2 separate regions of the Mus musculus genome follow, and region 1 is linked to region 2. Evidence: chromatin loops called from intact Hi-C (ENCODE). Cell type or tissue: gastrocnemius. All regions are shown on one strand. Links, peaks and the distances in the headings refer to the core of each region. The heading gives the core; the rest is flanking DNA. Region 1 has its middle 42 kb from the start of Car3. Region 2 has its middle 38 kb from the start of Car13.

Region 1 (9,222 bases), core at 449-8,448, 140 kb before region 2:
TTTATTAATAATAAGCCTCCCAATGTATTTGACTCTATTTCTTGACAGATAGTTTTTCCTGTGATCTGTTCTCTTTTTCTGTTGTCCTGTTCTGTTTTTCCTGTGATCTGCTTTGTCTACACTAATACCATACGGTAACCTCAGAGAATTTCTAAGGATATGCACCGCCTTTCATTTTCATCACCCTGTGAAGCACTCTGGTTCATCATTCTCTTTTATCCTATGCACAATCTTTTTGAAATTTCATTATGTTTATGAATTTATCTCATCTCATCCAAATTTTTTCAAATGTCACTTTGTGCCTCTCATACTTCATAATTTAAAGTTTATTTCTATATATGCTATCTTACTTTGCTACTTAAATGGAATGCTAAGTATCATTACTTATGTTAACTATATATCTTTGTGTGCTAAGAGAACACTTAGTACTGTATATTAATTTATGTTTTACTACATTTATTTTATTTTTATAAATTGATAATTTATTTCTTAAAATCAGTGTATAATTTTCCTAGGTTTATTAAACCTTTTTAATTTGTATTTTTTCTTTTTATTGCAAGCAAAGATTTTTTTCATACAATATATTCTGATCATGATTTCCTCGCTTTCCCTTACTCCCAGACCTCCCCAGCTTGCCAGCCTTCCAACACCACACCTTCTTCCTTTCTCAAGAAAACAAACAGGCAAGTAAAACAAATAAATAAAAGAATAAAACGCAATGCACCAGGTGGTGGTGGTGCATGCCTTTGATCCCAGCACTTGGGAGGCAGAGGCAGGCAGATCTCTGAGTTCAAGGCCAGCCTGGTCCACAGAGTGAGTTCCAGGACAGCCAGGGCTATACAGAGAAACCCTGTCTCTAAAAACCAAAAACCAAAACCAAAACCAAAACAAACAAGAGAGAGAGAGAAAGAGAGAGAGAAACACACATACACTCACACATAGCCTAAAAACACAAAATAGGAAATTAAAATTATAGACCACTAGGATTTTTTTTAATGGCCTAAACAAAGCAATATGGGGGGTGAGGTGGGAACTACCTACAAAAATGCCTTTGAGTTTGTGTTGGCCATCTATGGTCTGTCACTCAAGATGGGTAAAAGTGAAAGTAAAACAATCAGAAGACTCCAATTATAAAGATAATAGCAGAAGACATAGGATGAAATGCTGTGTCACTGGTCTGAGTAATGTTTTCCTGAAAATCAAACAGTGGAACAGAATAACACTAAAATGCTTTTATACAATGATGATGATGTTGGTGATGATAATGGTGGTGGTGGTGGTGGCAGTGGTGGTAATTAAGGAACAAAATTGACAACATGTGACTGTGGGGAAACTCTTTGAGACTATATATCTGATAAGAGGATCAGATCCAAAATAAAGAAGGGATTCAAGCAATTCAATAGCAAGAAAAGAATGGTCCAATTAAAAATAGTCAAAGATTAGGCAAATGGATGGATCTAGAAAATATCATCCTGAGTGAGGTAACTCTGGCACAAAAGGCCACACATGTTATGTACTCACTGGTAAGTGGGTATTAGGCAAAGAGCGTAAAATACCCATGATATAACTCACGGACCACATGAAGCTCAAGAGGAAAGAAGCTCAAAGATCAGATGGCTTCAGTCCTACTTAGAAGGAGGAACAAAATAATCAAGGGATGTAGAGTGTGGGAGGGACTTGGTAGGAAGAGAAGAGAGGGAGGAGAAAAGGAGGGGAAGAATCAGGCATGAGAGGAGATGGAGGAGATGTACAGAGGGTCAGGAAATTGAACAGAGTTTGTAGCAATGGGGGATAGGGAACTGGGGATAGCAACTAGAAAGTCCCAAATGCCAGGAAAACAAGAGTCTTCCAGGACCCCACAGGGATGACATTAGCTGAAATATCCCACAAATGGGACAGAAAACCTGTCAAGACCATATCCAGAGGTTAGTCATTCCCCCACCCCCACCCTGGTTGAGATTTTGGGGCCACCTACCCATCTCCAAAATTTTAACCTAGAATTGCTCCTGTCTATAGTAAATACAGGGACAGAGAGTTGAACAGAGACTGAAGGAAAGGCCATCCAGAGACTACCCCACCTGGGGATCCATTCCACATGCAGATACCAAACCCAGACACTATTGCAGATGCCAAGAAGGGCTTGCTTGCTGACAGGACCCTGATAAAGCTGTCTCTTGATAGGCTTTGCCAGATTCTGACCAATACAGATGTGGAGGCTCACAACCAACCATCAGACTGCACAAAGGGACCCCAATGAAGGAATTAGGGGAAGGACTGAAGAAGATGAAGGGGAATTATCTGGCATCAATAGTAAGGCCTCCCTAGCTCAGTCCTGTGAAGGCTTGATGCCCCAATGTAGATGAATACTAGGGCGGTCAGTTGGGAGTGAGTAGGTGAATGTGGGAGCACCCTCATAGAAGCAGGGTAAGGAGGAATGGGATAGGGAGTTTGCAGAGGGGAAACCAGGAAAGGTGATAACATTTGAAATACACTTCTATCTGTAGCTTATATTATTTTAAATAGCAAAGTCACACGACCAAATTCTGTGTTTAAAAATGTGGTACACTCTACAGTGGGATAGCATGCTACTCATTAAGAAGAAGGAAATTCTTTCATACACATCAATATGAATGGAGCTATATGGTAAGATGCTGAGTGAAACAATACAGGTACAGAAAGATAATACTATATGACCTCATTACAAATAGATTCTAAAAGCATAGAAACAGAGCACCAAAAAAATGTAGTTATCAGTCTTCTGGGACAGTGTGCTGTGGACATAGGGCAGATGTCACCTAAAGAGCACACAGATTCTAGTGGACTGAAGAAATAAGTTTTGTAACCCCATTGTGCAGTATTGCACTATCGTTAGCCACAATATGTTTTCCATTTCAAATTTTCTCATTAGAGGATATTTTAGCTTTCTCACTGCAAAAACTATGAGCTAGCTATGTGATAGGTATTTTAGCTAGCTTAATTATACAAAGTACACATAGATCAACATCACTTTATATTCTGTAAGTATACAAAGTTATTTTTCTATGAGAAGAAACTAAACACAACATACAGAAAAGGCTATGATGTGAAGTCAGTTGCCTATCGTCCCAGCATTTGGTAGGATAAAACAGTTCAAAGTTAACCATTATTACATATTAAATGCTAAGCTAGCTTTGACGGTACAGCAAGACCTTGTTTTTAACAATAAAAAAAGAAACTGAAAAGGAGGTGGTGATATGGCTCAGCAGCTCTGCAAGCTTGGGACAAAAGCAAAAGCGGCAGAAGAAGATGTACTTCACAAAGTGGGTCTCGGACTTCCAGATGCACAGTGTGGTATGCAAGTGCACACACACACACACACACACACACACACACACACACCCACACACCACACACTCAAAAATAGTAAATAGAATTGCAGTTAATTTAAAAACAAGAATTATTAAAGCATTAAAGTGAGTGTTATAAAGTGTTATTCACATACATTATTGTTATGGTTATGGTTGAAATTGCAACTCATGTAGTTAAGTTAAAAGTACACAGTATCTTGTTAATATATGTTATATTGGGTTGCAGAAGTTTTTTGTAGGATATGAGGAAAAACCATGTGAAAACTGCTAAACCACAAACAAATTTAAAATTAATTGTTCTTTAATCTCTACATGAAGTAACTCTAGTCTCAAAGTTGTAATTTTTTGTAGAAAAATACCATTTTTCTAAATGGCTAAATAAGCCTTTTAGACAAAATAACAACTTCATGGCAAAAGTTATGCTTATTACCACGTTAACTCATTTGACTTATAAAAATAAGTGTAGCTATATTTGACCAAGAAACTTCCAGATCTGAGCCTGGTATTATTTATGTTAGTGCATACCTTACTTAAACCTCAGAAGCACTCTGGTCAGTTGCTTTTTATAACCACTACTTTACAGGTAAAGAAAGTGAATCTGCCATTTTTGTCAATGGCCCAAGGCCATGACTAGTTCATGCGGAGTGTGTCATTCTGTCAGATGACCTGCCTTCCAGTAATACTTGTCAACACATAAGCAATGAACAGTGTGTCACTGAGCTAATAATGTAAAGTTACATACACAAATGTAGCCCTTTCCCTACCCTGTCTACTTGAGAATATTTTAATTTGTCATTTATCTGCTGATAGATCTGAATCACTTCCACCAGTTTCTCTTTTGTCAGGAGCAATCATGATGTTATATAAAAACATGCTCTCATCCCCAAAGGCAGGGTGGTCAGTGAACGCCAGTGATGGTGACATGATACTGGATATTAAGTAGCAGTGTTACACCAGACCTCAGCTGCAGATGGAGTCATTCATCTGTGCTGAGAAGTAGCATTATTGCTGATATGGGATTTTATACCCCCAGTGTCACTGGTCCTCCCTGAAAGTTCCAAATGGTCAATTAAATTCTGAGATCAGGGCTTCATCTCCATTCTAGAGCAGGATCACTGCTCTAGGTCACCAGCAAGATTGATTGCACATCTGCAGACATGGCAGCCTTTGCAATTATGATTTAGGGCCTTTCACTTATCCTTCCTGAGATACAGAAAGAATAGTTTTAACTTTAAAGGCTTTTTTTTCTTTTCTTTCTTTTTTTTTTTTTTTTTGATTCTTATGGAATCAGCTTAGCTTTGATGACATCTTAATTTCAGGATATCAAATCAGAGAGTCTGCCCTAGTACTTTTCCATATTAATATATGCCTTCAGTATGGCAATCTTAATGAAGGATAAATTATCTTCCAAAGATTTTAATCATGTCTAAATTAAACTAATAGGCAAGCACAGAGATTACAAACATGTATACTCTGTATTTGATAATCTGTGATTCTCCCTGGCTTCTGATAAGCTGTTTAAAACTGCACAGGGGATGAGAACACCATTCCACAGATAGAGTTGCGGGTTTTTTTTTAATTGGATATTTTCTTTATTTACTTTTCAAATGTTATCCCCTTTACTGGTTCCCCCCAGAAGTCCCCTATCCCATCCCCATGTCCCTGCTTCTATGAGGGTGTTCCTCTACCCACCCACCCACTCCCACCTCCCCACCTGGGAGCATATTTCCCTACACTGGGGCATCTATTGGGCCTTCATAGGACCAGGGACCTTTCCTCCCATTAATGCATGACAAACCCATTCTCTGCAACATGTGCAGCTGGAGCTATACATTGCAGAGGAGAGAGAAGGTCTTAAAAGAGAAAAGAACTTGAAATTAATGATTGAACCCCAGTTATTAATGAATTAAAATTTTTATTCCTAGTTCTTGTAATCCCCATGAAAGTTTGGAGAAACTTCTTTGAATACACACCTAAATTTATATTTCAGATTGTAAGATGATATAAAAATAAATCTTAGTGGTTACACATTTCTCTCTATAGAAATCAGTGTGTAAAATGACTAAGAATATGAAAAAAAATTGTAAGAGTTAGAATCCTCCTCACACTTGGTGATAAAATGATCTGTAATCTAGTTTCTCACACAGGAGATTTTGACCTGCACATAACTTACATCAATTTGGAACCATGTTTTCACTCCTATTGCCTTGGATTGTATCATTTCTGTTCCTGTACAAGTCTACCTTATGCTAAACCTGTGCCTACTCACTACCCCCTACTACAGCATGCAGTTCTGGTATGTAGCTATTACTCAGATCAACCCCACCCAACCCTATCCATGTCCTTTCTAGTGACCTTCCCCCACCTGGCCCTGGACTTTACAAGAATGGGCATTTAAAACATGTCCTGTGTGTGTTTGAAACTTATCAGAGCAACTGCTGTCTTTAAACTGTCTGCAGACAGGTGTCATGGCTGAGCCATCCAAAGAGTATCAATGCCCATCAAAGCATTATGTGCAAGCTCAAAGTCCTCTGGTGATGTCATTCAGGGAACACAATCCGAAAGCATGTATGCCATCTGGTCCAGCACTCTATCTAACTTCAGAGCCCCACAGCAGCACTCAGGGAAAGAGGAAAGAAAGGCAAAGAGCAAGATCTTGGTGAAGTTTGGTCTTGAATACTATATCTAGCCATTTCTCTTTCTGTGATCTCAGGCAAAATGCCAGTGCCCTGAAATTCAGTTTCTACTTGTAAGTCCTGGGTTCAGAGAAGTTGCCTGATAAATAACTGAAGAACAAACACATGGGAAACAGTATCTCTGGTGTGCTTGCAAGATTTCAAACCATTCCCCTCCCACCCACTATATCTTCAAGCATCTGTATTGTTTGTCTAGAACCATCTTTGCTCTTTCTCACCCTCTTACCTAGTTAACTGCTAACTGTCCAAAGAATTTTCTGACAAGAATTTTCTGACAAGAGCTTCCCAACCTAGAGACTTTCCTGCTGTGACACCCAAGTCATGAAGGTGCTACTTGCATCCATCACAGTATTAGTGAGTGTGCTGTATTGTATCTGCCTGTTAATCTGAGTTCCTTGGTAATGAGGGGTAGTTTTATACCTTTATTTATGTAGTTTCCTCTGGCTGAAAAGTTCATATTACTTATATCTTTCAGTTTAGGACAAATGATTAAAATTCTCACAAAGGACTATTTTTAATTTCCCCTCTTTATATTATTTTTTAAAGCTCTATGTCCAACTCCTAAATCCTGCCCTGTACAAATATCTACTATGATCTGATTATATACGTCTTCTGTTCATAGATGTCTCTAAATAAGTTATATGATATACATACATACATATCCTTATTATGCTAATTGGTATATTTAGTTCCCAATTTTTACATATCTAATTTTCATAAATAGAATGGATGCTCTCATAAAGCCATTCTGAGCTAACAAATATCTATAATATTGTACATGGACTGTGCCAGAGAGCCCCATTTATTTATCTGTACTAGTTAAGATAGTTGAAACTCCATTAGCACCAGTTAAATCAAGAAATAGAAGAATAGCATTCTTCCTGACATGATTTATTTAAAAAGAAGAAAGAAGCACTAAAATTTCTCCTATTGCTAGTTCAAGTGCCTCTAAGACCAAAACAAATAAAGGAAAGCTCTTTACTGAAGACAATCATCTAAACCCTGATGTTCTTCCTATCAAAGCAGCTGTGCTCAATATTCATAAAACGTCAAAGCATGTTTTATTCTGTTCTAATCACTGGGCTTGCCAGTCTCAGTTTACTTTCTTCATAATGTTAATGGACATGTCCCCAGTTGCAGATGAAATATTTAAGCACCATGGTTGTAGCCAAAAAACATTGTGCTCAAGCTCACAAACTGATTGGCTTTTCCTTGGTGCTAACATCACACTATAATATTCTCTTAAATATGAACAAATCACCAAAGACCATTCATGCCGAGAAAGGCCTCAGTACCCTAATCCCAAACCAGACATTTGTCTGGACCCAGTAGTTGCTCAGTTCCTCAAAACTCACAATCTGGTTCTGAAGTCTAAAAGATTGCTGGAGAGCCTCTGGTCTTCAGTCTACAGTGGAAGGGCAAAGAAACTTGAACCCAGTGTCAAAAAGAATGGAAACAAAGGCAGCCTCAGAGCAGATACACTCACCCACAGGAGTGAGGGCAGACAGGCAAAAGCAGCAACTTTTCCCTCAGTCATCAGTGAAAGTGATGCTTCACTCTAGGGGAAGACCATTGTCTCTCAGTCAATCCTTCCAGGAAATATTCAATTTTAAAACATATTTTAATTTAAGAGTCTTGGCAATTCTTGAAAAATGTTATACAATGTAATTTGATCATATTCACTGCCTACTCCTCCCCTTAGCTCCTCTCAAATCCATCCCACATCTCCTTACCCATTCCCAACTTTGTATATTCTTTTTTTGTACCCACTGAGAACAATATGTTTTATCCATACACTCCATATAAGAGGCTATTCTCTAGACCACAGTCAACCAAGCAAGGGTCTCATTCGTAAAGTAAGCCAGCAGTCCCTTCACCAGAAGCCATAAAATGTCCATAGGTCTTTAGTTAGGGGTTGAAGGTTACAAACTCTTTCCTTTCCCATGCTGGAATGTTGGATGGCTTGATATTGAACAGGTCTTATGCAGGCTATCACAGTTCTGTGAGTTCATGCATGCAGTGGCCCTGCCATGTCCAGATGACACTGTTTTGCTCTGGTCCTCCCCACATCTGGATCTTACAACTTTCCACCTCTTCTCCTTTGATGATCACTGAGATTTGGGGAGGTGACATAGAAGTCTCATTTGCAGCTAAGCATTCCACTGATTTTACACACTGATCAGTTGTGAGTTTCTGTAGTAACCACTGTCTACTGTATAAAGAAACTTGTCTGATGAGGTTTGAGAGCTGCACTAATCTATGGGGAAGAAGTGAATTTAGTAATTAGCTTGATGCTTATTTTCAATTGGCAGAATAGTAGTTGTACAATCTTGGGGTCTTTGAATAACCCAGCCATGGGTTCTTGGCCAGACTTACAGTAAATTGTATGCAATTCCTTTTGTGCAGCGGGCCTTAAAACCAATCAGAAATATGCAACTAGACACACACAAGCTCTGGGGATACTGGTTAGTTCATATTGTTGTCCCTCCTGTAGGGCTGCAGACCCCTTTAGCTCCTTGGGTACTGTTACACACACTCCAGTGAAGTCTGCTTGGCAGGCTGAGAGGCCTGGAAGCACTCATAAGGCAAAGAGTTTTAAGGAAACTCAACCTCCTGGAACCTTGACATTCTCATAACCCATATACTTATACCCTACCCCCATGTTAGTCTGGTGTATGGATGCATGTGCTCTATTTTAGTATTATTTTATTATAAGTGCCTTTAAACATTGAATTCTGACATAGCTAAGCCTTTGCCAGTGTTCCAATGTCCCAGAAAATCCTTGAAGCCTACAAACTTGGAATTCAGTAAGAATTCAGTAAGAATGTTACCTATTCAGTAACATTCAAATTTACTTCTAGTAGAGGCTTAAGTAGGAATTCAGTAAGAATGTTACCTATTCAGTAACATTCAAATTTACTTCTAGTAGAGACAGTGAAACTAGTTAGGCATTACAAAGAATGGAGCTAGAATAGTTCAGGGCTAGTCTGCCAAGTGATTACTTAGAAATCTTTACTCCAGCCAGGTATAGCAGGCTTTTGAAGTCATTCCTTTGTTTTGTGTCAGGTAACTTCAATGTACTTTGCCTGCTGTGACATCCTACTCCTTTGTTTTCTGTATTATATAAGACTGGTGTTCACTTTGTGACAATACATTCAGATTCTACATAATCTCTCCTG
Region 2 (9,222 bases), core at 670-8,669:
GCTCATTACCATCCTGAGTGTGGGGTTACAGGTATACACTACCATGCCCATTACCATCCTGAGTGTGGGGATTACAGGTGTACACTACCATGCTCATTACCATCCTGAGTGTGGGGATTGCAGGTATACACTACCATGCTCATTACCATCCTGAGTGTGGGGATTGCAGGTATACACTACCATGCTCATTACCATCCTGAGTGTGGGGTTACAGGTATACACTACCATGCTCATTACCATCCTGAGTGTGGGGGTTACAGGTGTACACTACCATGCTCAGTTCAACCTTCCTTGAGAATCAGGTTGATCAAAATGTACTAATACGTTTCTATTGTTTTAATGCTATGGGTTTCTTGTACGCATGTTAGATAGACTTTATTTTTGCTTATCTTTTTAAAATTTTCAAATTCTTTATTGTTAAGATATTGATAAACTTATATGGCCACTGGCATTACTAAGCAAGAAAACTTTTGAAATTGTTCTTAAGACACAAATATCTACACCTAAATCTACATTTGGAGAGTATAGGTAAAGAAATGTTCAATAGCTGGTCATAGCAATGTTGTCCATGACAATAGAAAAAAAATGAAAGGTTTGTAAATCTTATAGTTGGGTGAAAAACGAAATGAAAAGAAATGGACATGACTGTTCCTAGGAATGGTAGAGGAGAAAGTTTATTATAGATAAAAGCAAGAAGCAAGGGCAGCTGGGAGAGTTCAGAGTGAGCATGACCAGATGAGCTAGGCTATGTGAGAACAAGAGGTATGGGAGAGGAAAAAGCCAAACCAAGAGTCCAGGGGGTGAAGAATAAACAAATAGGTCAGGCAATAAAAATGGTGGGATTATATAGAGAAGGGTAGCTGGGAGAAGGGCAGCCCCGTGGGCTGGAGAACTTAGGGTAGGGTAGGGCATGCCAGCCATACCCTGTAACAGGTAGATGCCAGGATAACCTGGAGGTCAAGTCTGCTTTGAAATGTTAAGTAGGCACCTCAGCCATTTGTCCCAGGGTTTGAGACCTACCAATATAGTGAGTGGAATTTGAAACATTTACCATGAACCCCTCCCTTTCGTGAAGTGGTAAGCATACACTAAACACAGAAGTATCCAAGTTTTACGGAGAAACTGCTGTAGAAGGAAGGAGAAAGGCAGTGAGGAAACAGGCAGTGTGCTCCTTACACATTTTCACTCCTCAAGGGAGCCTTGTGTACTTCTCAGAAGTGCTGAGGACACTGGGGACAGAGTATAAGCCCTGCTGTGAGATCCTGTCTACAGCTGCCAGCATGCCTAAGGGACAGTTCCATGAGAAACACAAAATGAGAAAGTGAGTGCATACACCGAAGTTAACACTTAATTCAGAAAGTTAGAGCGATGGTATAAAAGAACATCGCCAGTCTCACAATGTTATTTTATAAAGACATCTACACCACAGAACTGCAGTTTGAACATGATGGCTGCTTTGTCAGGCAGTTACCCTGGCCTTCCTTGGCACTGTCATTGTAAAGTGGGGTTCCATGTGGCACCCATGCTTCAGGTCACTGTGTTTTGAACGGTGCCGCATGGACTTAGATTTCCATTTGTAATCTGCAAATCCATACACTCAGTTGTAAAACCTCTTGAGGTACTGCTGTGTTTTATAAAAGATAAAGAAAGAAGGGATATGTTTTGTTGGATGTGTAGTCAGCTATGGGGGAAGGAGGGTGCCTCTGAAGGCCCATGCCGATGCATCTCTTCTCCCTGAGGGACCAGCCACACAAAGGTATTGTATAGAACAGTTTATTCAGGGCATGGGGAGGGGAGTTAAGAGGGTAGTAGAGACAGAGAATGTAGAGAAATAGAAGAGTAGAGGCCAGCCATGAGCACGTGTGGTTGGGGGGTATAGGGAGGAGGGGGAGAGAATGAGGGTGGGGGAAGGGCTAGAGAACAGAGCAAGAAAGCAAGAGCCAGGTAACTGTGGGGTGGAGCTTAGACAAAATGCTAGCAGGTATCGTATGCAAACTAAAGAGACAGGATGATACTTAGCCAATGGACCATCTCTTTACTTTTTCTTAACAGTTTCTCCTTTACATTAAATTGTGAAAATGCAGAGAGTGCAGCTCCTGATCAGAGCCCTCCCAATCAGATGCATTCACTGCAAACAACAAGGCAGACAGGCCTTCTCCTGGGGCCCTATCCCTCTCTTAATACTTGCTAAAAGGCAGTTATGCCCCCTCTAACACCTCTAATGTGATTCTCAAAGGCTCCATTCCTCCTGAATGTACACTGCATTTCTGTTGTAGCCACGTGCTCTAGTCACATTCAAATTAGATATGGGATTTAAATAAAACTTGAAATATATGTAAAGTTATATGCAAGTTTATAAAACTATATGTAAACTTAAAATTTGATGAGAAGGGGAAAATGCTTATTTCTATGTCACCTGACATAAATACAGTATGAGCAGTAGGGCGATCCATTTTGACCTGTTTTTATTTCTCCGGTTCCTAGTTCTGCAGATACCCTCCTGCCATCTCCCCTTTCTGCTCTGACTTTTGAGGCAGAGTCCCTTGTTTCCTATCTCCACTAGAAGCAGAGGCTTCTTAAATACAGTATCTCCTTTACTATCAACTTCAATGAGTCAAATCAGTAAACCATGCTGGCCCAACTGCTATCTAAATGTCTTGATTAAAGCCTTGAAGATTTTATAGCACTGATGTACTGTTAATTTGTCTCTCAAGGCATGCTCTCATACTTACAGTCTTAAGAGATTAATATCTGACCCACCTACCTTCTCAGGATGGTACGATCTGTTGACAATGTCAGTAGTGTCACCTAGTGTCAGAATCTAACAGGAATCAGGCCCCAGGTTCTTGCATCTCCTTGATTGGCAGCATGCGCACAGGTCATGTTTATTAGGTCATGTTTATTAGGCATCTCAAGCACTGTGGTAATCATATGAAATATAAAGCAATACAATGTGGCAGGAGTAAGGGAATACCTGGCAGAATCATGCTGAGATGTCCCCCTAAGGAATCATGACATGTGACAGACCTGTCATAAAGAAGAATTATTGTGAGGGAGGGAACAGAGACCTGAAATAGAGGTAGACAGAGAAGGACAGGAAGAGAGAGGAAGAGAGACCAGCCAGGAGCCTGTAGGAACACAGAGTGAGAGTGAAGAAGGAGATGGAGAAGAGGAGGAAGAGAAGAGGAGAGGAGAGGAGGAGTGGGAAAAGGAGGAGTGTGGGGAGGAGGAGAAAGAGGAGAGGCTGGGGTAACAGTCCTCTATGGGCTGCTGCACCTAGCTTACACATGGCTGTGTTTAATGATGTTGGGCAGAGCTAGCAGAATTGTCTATAAGTCAACTGTGATTACTTTAAGAGCAATGCCTTCTGAGCTGAAGGGGTTTGCAACCCCACAGGAAGAACAATATCAACCAACCAGAGCTCCCAGAGCCACCATCCGAAGAGTACTCATGGATGGACCCATGACTCCAGCTGCATATGTATCAGAGGATGGACATCAATTGGAGGAGAGACCCTTGGTCCCGTGAAGGCTCGATACATCTATGTAGGGGAATGTGAGGGCGGAGAAGCGGAAGTGGGGGAGGCATACCCTCATAGAAGCAGAAGGAGGGGGAATGGGATAGGGAGGGTTTTTTTTTTTCCTGTGGGGGGGAATCAGGAAAGGAGATAACATTTGAAATGTACATAATTTAAAAATCCAATTTAAAAAAAAAGAACAATGCCTTCTGCAAGATGATATTCCACTTTTATGACTAGAGAGTGAGAGCCGATGATGGTAAGAAACGTGGTGGCATTCGCCAGCTATTTTACCTTACTCATCACCCTTCTGTCATGGCCACTACTGTTAACCTCAACTTTAAAAGTACTCAGTCAGATGGAGCTCAGTGGTTAAGAGCATTGTCTGCTTTCCCAGAGGTTTTGGTTCCGTCCCCAGCACTCACATGGTGGCTCCTCGCAACCTTCTGTAACTCCTTTTACAACACCCTCTTCTGCTTTCCGAGGGCACCAGGCACACAAGTGGTACACAGACATACATGCAGGCAAAATACCCCTACACATTGTCGTCGTCGACGTCATCGTCGTCGTTGACGTCGTCGTCATCGTCATCATCATAAGTAAATACATTTAAAAAGAGGTTTTCAGATATTCCATCAATAGTGCTCATAGGCTGGCTTGGATATCTCGGTTATGGCTGAGTTAACCGAGGCCCTCAAAACACAAGAAAGACATTTATTTGAAAAAAACGGAGTTCCTGGGCCTCTGAGCTTCAAAATTATAACCAAAGTCCCAGAAATTTTGTATGTCTGTTTTCTTTAATTCCAAAAATGTCTTTTAAGGAGTAGAACTGTGTGGGTGGGTGGGTGGGTGGGTGGGTGGTTATGTGAATGGGACACGAGGGGAACCGTGAAGCTGAACCAGATAGCAGACTACTTGGAGCTCCGACCACAAGGTCTTCCTCTTTAGCAGCAGAAAAGCGGAGCTGGGCTTGGCGATGGGCTGTGGAAAAGAAGCCTGTAATAAATGAGCCTTTGGCATTCACCTGCGTAATTGCTTTCAGGCCCTCGGTTAACCCAGTACTCACGCATAGGGTTCTATTTGCCGAAAACTTGGGAAAGAATTATGTAGAGGGGTGCAGGTGAAGCCCCTCTCCTAGCATTGATAGCAGGACTTAAATCCAGCGGTTTGCACCTGAGACCACTCCCCTTATGAAACTCTCCCCCATCCCCCACTCCCACCCCAGGGGAGGCCGCGCAGGCTGTTTACTGTTAATGAACTTTCCCCCAACCTCTCTCCTCCCTGGCAGCTGCAGAAGCAGGGTCCCGCGGGATCTGTGTGGCACCCAGAGGAGTGTGTGGTACCAGAACAGGTGGCAGGCTGCTGCTCCCTGAGGAGGATGGCCAGGAGATACACATGGAGGCAAGGGGAGGAGGGAGACAGATGAGAGCAAAGAAACTACAAGACACTAAGTGTGCTTGAGTTACTAATAAGCATCAATGAAACAGTCCCTGCGGGTCTTAGCAATAAAGAGGAAATGCTGTCTGGAAGGAGCTGGGAATCTGCGCTGACCAGAGTGAGCAAAGTGGTGGTTTTAAGCTGCCCTCTCTACTTTTCCACATACTTACCTGGTCTGCATCCTCAGAGAGTATCAGTTTTATACGCCAGCAGTGCCACCTCCTGGTTACAAAGAGGATGAAACATGGAGGTTTTTAGAAGAACTTCCCTGGATTTTCTTTTCCCCTGTTAACGTTTCCTTACCCGCTGCTAGGCTAGAATCACTTTTCCTTCGCGTTCTCATTTTCTGCAAGAGTTACTTTCGCGCCCGCTCACACTCTCCTGGGGTCTCTTCTGGAACATGTCTCTCACCACAATGCTGTTTTAACAGGTATGGTGTGAGGAACTAAATGTGTTCCTTATGTTATCAAAATGGCCACAGCAGTTCAAAGTATGAAACAACACTGAAAGAGTTTGTAAACTTATGTATTTTACATGTCCATGTCCACTCATGCAATAACACCCCAAAGCTGTAGTGTCTTTTGAGGGGTGGTTGAAGAAAGCTTTGCACATAATGTATTAGTAAAGCTAGCTTAAACAAACAAACAAATAGTGAGTTGCACACTGTGGCAGTCCCAGCACTCAGCTGGTAGAGGTAAGGAGAATCATTGAAGAGTTCAATGCCAACCTACTCTACACAACAAGCTCCGAACAAACAAGAAGGCACATTTTTCAGTCTATGCATAGTCATCTATAGAAGCATAAAACTAACAGAAATTCAATTACACTGCAATCCATATACTCTTTCTAATGTCCATGAAAAACTACTTGCGAAATAATCATCTGTTGGTATTTACCATGTTCTGTCATGCTAGAACACTATTTAACAAAATAAAACTACTGTCCTTAAGAGAGACAAAGAAAAGAGGGAGGGGGGAGAAGGGGAAGAGAGGCGTGGAGACTGGGAGAGGTGGGAGGAGGGAGGCAGAAATACTTGAATTATGCTGTTAATTTTACTGTACTGTGAAAAAAGTAAGAAACTGGGGTAAGAAAAACAAAAAGAAACAAACAGGAACACATCTTCAGGAGCAGGGTTCCAGAAAGTCAGTTTGAGGAAGCAACATTAAAAAGAATGAGAAAACGACCCAGATGAATTGTGTGGAGAAAAATACTCCAAGGGAATATGAAAAAGAATGTTCTAAAAGCAAGATGTGTTGATGAGTCAGCACAGAGGGTGGGGTTTGGGGAAGGGAGTGGGTAGAACAGCAGTGCTCAAATCATGAGGAATTCCCTAGGACACATCTAGACTTTCTGGGTCAGGGAATCTGAGTGGTGCTCCTCAGTGTGAAGACCTTTGACCTGCTGGGTAACAATCCCACCGGCTGCTATACATTAAGTGTACAGCAGCGATGGGGCAGGACCAGCTGTGCAGATGTTAAGGCAGCTTGCTAAGGACATCTATATAGTTTTGACAGAAAATGGGCAGAAGACTGTGAGACCTGAGTAGCTAATGCCACCCTTGTTGAGGAGAGTTTGCAGGGAGAGCCACCATTTCCAGAGAGGATCTGGGTAGGGGGATGGGCAGTGAGTACCACTGAGAAATCTGTCTAGACACATTATCAAAGATCCCTGGGAGCCATCCACAGGTAAATGGACATGAGCCCAAACTTCAAGAAAAAGAGATTTAAAAATAAATAAAATGGTGTCATCTACTTTTAAAAAAATGGAACATACGCAATTTTAGCATATTGAAATCGCTATCTCCAAGATTTTTTTCCCTTAGGAAGAATTAAATGAAGCATATCCTCTTAATGTTTCAATCTCTCTGAATTTTACCAAGGGAACTTTTCTGGCAGTGTACATGACAAGGAGCAGTTTGTTCAGGTGGGCATGTGGCATACGGTGGGTGAACCAGCCTGACTCCATCTTAATATCAGTAGCCATCTTGTTGTTACAAGGTCAAAATAAGTTCGCTTTTATTTTCCATAAAATTTTAATTTCTATGTCTCAGCATTTGACTAGATCATAACTTGAACCTTTCTGGAATTCAACTTAAATCCACACCTGCCTGAGAATTGACCTACACCCACCCTGAGAAGATAAAGTGTTCTGCCAAATAATTTTGAGATGTTCTGCCAAGATCCTATGTAAGTATAATTCCTCTGAAAAATCTTCCAACCGTTGGAACCCCTAGTTAGCAGGGGTTTTTTTGAGATATATAAACCACTCTTTCTTCCATGTTCGATATTTTTTTCAAACCCCACTTTAGGAAGAGAGTCCTCCTACCTGACAGAAAATAAAGCTTGTTGAATTCGTCTAAAATGTTTGGGTAATGGTCTTCATTACGCGTCATTCAGTAAGATAAACACATGAAGTGGATCTTCACAGTGAAGAAGAGATGTGCTTCCTTTCCCTCACCACTGGTAGGGTAGCTGCACGAAAAAGAAACGCCCACGGCTCACATCTCATATTCTGTGGCTAGTCAGCAAACAGTTCTATCTATACGTTCTGCATAATGACAACGCATTGTCAGGGCCTCTCATTATGAGGAAGGAGCCCACATAGTTTGATTTCTGCCAAGAACATTAAAAGCATCTACCTTGTACCAAATAGAAGGGCAATCTAATGGGGTGGGGGTGGAGAAGAAAGCTGGGCCTCAGGATGCCCGAGTGACAACCTACATAGTCCCAGGCTGTAACTACTCTGGCTGGTGATTTTCTAAGTGGGGGCTTCTCCTCTCTATTCTGCCTGACTGAGAACGGAGTGCACCCACCTGAATCAGACGCATGATTTCCTAGAAGAAAACTTTCATTGAAACAGAAGAGGAAACTGATGAATCTGCCTGCATTGAGACTTTTTATTAACTCTTTATTCCCTCTGTGATGGCTATTCTTAGTTGTCAACTTGATTACATCTAGAATGAACTGGAATCCAGAAATCCAGACAGCACACCAGTGAGGTTGTTTTGTTGTTGTTTTCTTTTGTTTTAGCTTGGTTTGAAGTGGGTGGATTGACATTTAGTCCAGAACTTTGAGGCAGCAGTATATATACCTTTAATCTGGATCTTGAAGCAGGAAGATACACCTGTAGTCTGGGCCACACCTTCTGCTGGAAACCCATATAAGGATGTGGAAGATGGAAACTTTTGCTCTGTGCCAGCTTGCTCTCACCTTGGTAGCAAACCCTTTCTCTCACTGGCATTACAGCCCAACTCCTTCAGAATTCCAGTGTCTGCTTAAAACTATCTGAAACATCCAGGCTCACTGACTGAGAAACTCTGGATTCTTGGACTTGCCGCTGAAGCTATTGTATTAGCTGGATCATAGCCTGTAACACACTCTAATTCAGTGGTTCTCAACCTTTCTTGCTGCATCACTTTAATACAGTTCCTTGTGTTATAGTGACCCTCAACCATGAATTTATTTTTCTTGTTACTTTATAAATGGATCTTTGCTAGCGTTATTAATTGTAATGTGAAGATCTGTGTTTCCCAGTGGTCTAAGGTGACCCCAATGAAAAAGTCATTCAGTCCCCAAAGGGGTAGCAAACCACAGGTTGAGAACCACTGATCTAATAACTTCCCTTTGCTCTGTTTTATAGATTCATTCTATAAGTTTTGTTTCCCTAGAGAACCCTAATACATTCTTGAATTACAACACTTTCGGCTTTTTTTTCACTCATTCAATAAACACATTAAAGAATACCACTTTCAATCCTTGAAAACCATCGTAAAACTTCATGTCCCAATACACATGAATGTAAAATCCTACATAAGAGCAAAAAAAAGTTAATAATTTGACATTTACATACACACACACACACACACACACACACACACACACACACACACATATTAAGAGTGGACCTAAGAAAAACTCTCTGAATTCAAAATTACCTTCCAGCTTGAAAGCTTTGGGAAGATATGTTCATGTGTTCAGTTAAGGAAATGCCTACTAAAGGGTACATTGATTTTGGAAAGTATCATAAATAATTTAGACACTTACAGAGGTGTAAACAAGCTTGCTAAAAGTTCCATTTTCTCTAGCAAGCTCTGATTTTATCAACTTACCAACACTTCGTTGTTTAATTTATATAAGCAATCTTAATTTGTTCATTGACAAGAAAATATTTGCCAGTTACAGAAATCTGGATATCCAGAACTTGACAGCTGCTGTCAGAAATGATGCTTCATGGAAAGAAAGAAAAAAAAGGTAGTTAGCTCAGCTTCC

What was found. A loop is a pair of places that touch in the nucleus more often than their neighbours do. Peaks named below come from ENCODE experiments on the same cell type or tissue, not always from the same donor. Only the 100,000 strongest peaks of a DNase experiment are listed, where the experiment ranks them.
Region 1: it touches region 2 in a loop (5-fold over the local background); 2 of 42 quality-filtered maps call a loop at or near these places.

Annotation. Positions count from the first base shown.
Region 1 is chr3:14,816,957-14,826,178 of GRCm38, reverse strand. No RefSeq gene overlaps it. Among named protein-coding and RNA genes, the nearest start is that of Car3, 42 kb to the left of the region's middle. In gastrocnemius, for the core only: CTCF peaks have their summits at 4,285 and 5,821; no DNase peak of the experiment used is centred there; H3K27ac peaks cover 969 bases.
Region 2 is chr3:14,675,337-14,684,558 of GRCm38, reverse strand. No RefSeq gene overlaps it. Among named protein-coding and RNA genes, the nearest start is that of Car13, 38 kb to the right of the region's middle. In gastrocnemius, for the core only: CTCF peaks have their summits at 2,834 and 5,181 (motif pointing left); DNase peaks (open chromatin) are centred at 4,857 and 5,132.